2 separate regions of the Mus musculus genome follow, and region 1 is linked to region 2. A link is a loop called in an ENCODE intact Hi-C map of the cell type or tissue named here. Cell type or tissue: left cerebral cortex. All regions are shown on one strand.

What was found. Hi-C counts contacts between places; a loop is a spot of excess contacts. Peaks named below come from ENCODE experiments on the same cell type or tissue, not always from the same donor. Only the 100,000 strongest peaks of a DNase experiment are listed, where the experiment ranks them.
Region 1: a loop joins it to region 2, with 3 times the contacts of the local background. A loop is called at or near these places in 4 of 42 quality-filtered maps.

The regions. Positions count from the first base shown.
Region 1 is chr19:60,416,380-60,418,879 of GRCm38, forward strand. No RefSeq gene overlaps it. Among named protein-coding and RNA genes, the nearest start is that of Gm34300, 31 kb to the left of the region's middle. In left cerebral cortex, a CTCF peak has its summit at 1,441 (motif pointing left); a DNase peak (open chromatin) is centred at 1,428.
Region 2 is chr19:59,386,209-59,388,708 of GRCm38, forward strand. No RefSeq gene overlaps it. Among named protein-coding and RNA genes, the nearest start is that of Gm33756, 2.0 kb to the right of the region's middle. In left cerebral cortex, a CTCF peak has its summit at 1,161; DNase peaks (open chromatin) are centred at 1,165 and 2,332.

The DNA of each region.
Region 1 (2,500 bases), 1.0 Mb after region 2:
AAGAACTATTTGATGATCTTGTCATAAAGCCTTGGACTCCTGATTTGCACAGTAAGAGATTCTGACAGAATTGGGGTTTCACACCCTATTTTCCCGAATCCTGGGGTTTTTTTTGTTTTTTCTTTTGTGTGTGTGTGTGTTTTGGTTTGGTTTGGTTTGGTTTGGTTTGGTTTGGTTTGGTTTGGTTTGGTTTGGTTTGGTTTGGTTTGGTTTGGCTTTTTGCTGCCTAGGGCAGCCAAAGGCTCTCCACACTACACTCTTTAGAGAGTATCTGCCCTAGGAAATGGAGTTCCATGGAAGACTTCATTTGAAAAAAATGGTTTTACTACTGTAATAGATCCAAAATGGCCTCATTTTTCTTCATTCCCTTTCTTGCACTCTACCTTGGACATGCACATATAGCTACACCATGTGAACACACAGTCTCATCCATGGTGGCTGCATGTCTTGCTTTGGACAATGGGGTGAAATACCACACAGAGACATCAAATGTGATTGCACATTGGGGTTCTTGGTATCTCATGAAAGTGGCTGCTCTCTAAAAAGCTTTGGACACGCTGACAGAAGAGGTATTGATGATCCACTCCAATAGTCTCAGCAGAGGTCTTGACCATACGAATGACAGCTAGTCAGATTTACATGATTTAGCATTCCAGATGATTGAGTAGACCCAGCCCAGAAACCAACAGCTCAACCTACCTGAAAGCTCACTAGCTAGGTCAGTTCTTCTTGAAGCCAGCAATGCTTGGAGCTGTTTGGGTTTTATTTCTTAGGCAACAGTAGAGGTTATAATTGCTAATTTTTTATAGCAACATCCAGGACAATTTCAAATACCCTCTCTCTGGCTTGGGTTTATATGAATAGACTGTCTCTCCCTATCTGTTCTTTGATGCATCTGAAAGGAGGGAGAATCCTGGAGTCCTTCAGGAAAACTGACTCCATCAACATTCATCCTCTCCCCAAAGAAGCAGAGATCAAACAGGGAAGGAAGTTCCCTCTGTCACATTGCTGTGAAAACCAGGTACAGAATTTCCTATTTTCTGACACACACACACACACACACTGAGACAGACAGATGGGCAGACAGACACATACATATAGACACACACATACATACAAGAGACAGGCAGACACATACACATAAACAGGCAGGTAGGTAGACACACACACACACACAGACACATAGACAGACACAGACACACACATATGCGTGCACACACACAGAGAAAGAGAGAGACAGACAGACAATCAGACAAACAGACACATGCGCATAGATACAGATGCACAGAGAGAGAGAGAGAGAGAGAGAGAGAGAGAGAGAGAGAGAGAGAGAGAGAGAGAGAGAGAGAGAGAGAGATCTTTCCCTCAGGCAAGCAGCTGTAGCAGCAACAGCAGCAGTAGCAGAAGCCCTTATGCCATCTGCTGGTTACATTGAGTATAGGACCCTGGGAGGTTAAGCAGAGCTGAGGTAAATTGCTGGAGCTCCAGGCAAACACACTTTGGCAGTCCCTGAACTATGAAAGGTGCTGTTTATCTGGAGATAAACAGGGGACACAGAGACATGCCTACCTCACAGAAATTATAGAAAGTTGTGGTCATGAGAATGAACACAGGCTAGGGACTTCAGAAAGCTAACCTGGAAGACATGTCCTAGAGAGATGATTCTGTTAGATAGAAGGCAGCAAGAGGTAAGGCAGGCAGCCTTCACCTTATCCACAGTTTAGAACAACCAAGAGCCCCACCCAGGGACATTTGCAGAACACAAAAGAAGAGCAGGGGATTGGAAAGATGAAGTCAGACCACATGAGAATGGCCTTGAACTATATGTCAACAGTCAGGGTACCAGCCTGCCTCATTCCCCAGTGTGCCTAGCTGTGAGATAAGGCACAGATCTAAAGAACATTCCACTTAAAGACTTGAGCAAAAATAGCAATCCTAAAGACATTTAAATTAGAATAAATATGTATCTGGTTTTTTTTAAGTAGAAAGCAAAATTTTCACCATTTTAAAAGACCAAAGTTCACTTCAAGACCATTTCCTACTTGTAGCGCCCTGACTGGGGGTACTTATTCACAACTCCATGGAGTTTCAGGGTTCTAAATGGGAAACACTGAGACTGAGACCTGCCCAGTAATCTGAATGCTGAATGAAGTAGTCAGATTGTTGCAGGTTCAGGGTTAGCATGGGCTATACAATCAGACACCATATTTAAAAAGACAAAAGGGGGGTGGAGAGATGGCTCAGTGGTTAAGAGCACTGCCTGCTCTTCCAGAGGTCCTGAGTTCAATTCCCAGCAACCACATGGTGGTTCACAACCATCTGCAATGGAATCTGATGCCCTCTTCTAGTGTGTCTGAAGACAGCAACAGTGTACTTACATATATAAACAAATAAATCTTTTTTAAAAAAAGACAAAAAAAACCAACAGTTATTATACACAGATATCACTGGAGGGGTGAGAGGCAAACTCCCGTGCTTTCCAGCTCCTCTTTAGCATTTC
Region 2 (2,500 bases):
ATTTTTTCCCGTTAGTAAACTTGTCTGTTATATGTTTAGAGGTACTATACCAGGCTGTGTGAGACTCCCCAGGGATATGACCATCAGTTTCTTTTCCATTCTTACATACTGCTCCTCATGTGAGAAGTGTTCTAGTCTCTCTTCCCTTCAATATGGTTATTCTTAGTGGCTTGCTTAGCCCACAGGATGCACCTGGCATGATACTCAGGAACTTCCAGAAGGTCTTCGCTGGCTTTCAGTTTCTGCCTACATCTCCTCGAAACCTTTGCATCCTAGGAAACAACCTCTCTGGAGAGATCATATGGAGAAGACTTGAGGCTGAAGGAAGGATGCAGCTGATTCCAGCCATGAATCTCTCCCACTGAGGTCCAGCTATATGAGGAACTGTCCTAGACCTTCCTGCCCAGGTCCTTTGCCAGCTGAAACCCCATGGGTCACTGACAAAAGATGGTGTGAAACATTTTGACTCACACAATCATCAGGAGAAAAACCTGCTGTTGGGAATGACTAAGTTTGGAAGGGTTTGCCATGTAGTAATGTTATGTTAAGTAACCAGAACACTGGGTTTTGGTAGGGTTAACTAAGACCTGCTTTTGATCCATGTAGGTCAACGTCTTTTGGGAGTGATGCACACATGAACCAACAAGCCAAAATGCGGTGAAACCAAACATGCCAGATTTAATGGTGACCCAAAGGGCAGGAGATGTCCCCACCTAATAAGGACAGGGAGGCAAACTAGCAGGGGCGAGTCTGTCTTTTGACTTCAATGACTTGGGGCCCATTATATGGGACATAAAAAAAAAGTCATTTCTTTTTAAAGGAACATTTAAAATAGGAGAGGCGGCAACCTTCACCTCAAGCCTACATTAGATTTGCTCCTTCTGGCCATACCTGATAGGTCTGGTTGTGGATAAGTACTCAAGTTGAGCCAATCAAGTTTTCCTCCAATTGAACTGAGATTTAGAGGCTGTATGCCATTGAGACTGAGTCATGATGGCAGGAGCCTTCTAGTGCTGGGCTTCTCAGCTTTGGACTCTGGCACTGTGGACATTAGGGTTTGTCCATTCTTTATTGGGATGAAAAGAGTGGCCTTGTATGCTTCGAAGAATGTTACTAGCATCTCTAAGGGCTCCACCCAGTGAACACTTGCAGCATCCTACCACAGGGTGTCAGTGTTCCCTGTCTGAGGGTGGGAAATCACCTCTAATTGAGAACTACTCCTCTAGAAAGACAGAATTCCTGGGCAACCCTCTCTTGTCCTCACTGAAAGGCCATAAACTCTTCTATCTGAAAGCTGACCTAGAACCTTCAGTAATCTGAGCCAGTATCTATATCTTGCAACCCAAAGCATCCTAGAGCACATGGTTCTGAAGGTTGGGATGGAGCTGGCTACACAGTTAGGGATAGGAAGTGTTTGTGGAGCAAAACTATGGGTGCAGGAAACAGCACCTCAGAAGCAACCGTGTGGCTAGAGTTTCACACAGAAGGTGGTGGTGGGCTTCAGACTGCAAAGACCAGCCACACCTTGCAGGCCACACTAAAATTGGCAGACCCAGGGGTTGTGCCCCTGGGAAGGAGGACGATGCTTTCCACAGGTCTCTGCTTCATAGATACAAACAAAGATTGGAAGGTGCTTTTTGAATTATGCTGGACCTCAGGTGAGGACAAAGTGGGGCCTTCCACTTTGTCAGTTAGATGACAACTCACCATTGCCCACTGCACTGATGTGAATGTGTGTGTGTGGTCCTTCCAGTCAGACTGTTTCAGGGAACAGGTACATGCTGAAGAGCTCTGCATGCTTGCAAGTAGCCAGTTAGAGACCCTTTTCTCTGCCTTTCAGGCCTGGCTTGAATTCTATTCTACTAAGCTTCTATTCCTACTATTCTTGCTACTGCCCAGAAACAGATTTTTCCCTTTATCTCAAGTTGAAGTTCTGTAGGAGGTGGGCAGATTGGCTCAGATTTTGATATAGGGCAGAGTTTTGGGTCTTGGGCAGATATGAACCCTGTCTTGAGTTCTATATTCATCCCCAGGTGTGTGCGGGACAAAGCATGGTGGATCTTTGAGGAGAAAGGGTCTCGAGAAAAAACTTCCTAGCTGGTTCCACTGGAAATGTTATAGCTGAATGGTGCTGTTGGTGACAATCACAAGCTGGTCATGGACCTTGAAGTCTCAGCCTCCGACCAACTGGCCAAATCCAGTAGCCCTGGACTGGGTGCACCCAGGGGAGGGCACTTCTGAGGAACTGGCTTCCAGAAGCAAGTTCCCTTGGGAAACTCTGCAGGCAGCTTAAACCTCAAGAAAGCTACTCATTAGGATCGTGGGGAGCTGTTAATTGCCCTGTCCAGCCAAGACACAGTGTGGCCGCGCCAGCCTGCTGAACAATAATGAAGTCTGTAGAAGCTGCAGACCCAGCTCGGGCTGCCTAGGATCCCTCCTGCCTTCTCTTCATTCTCTCACCACAGACACTATGCCCCCTGCTGTCCTGCTGCCCAGAGAC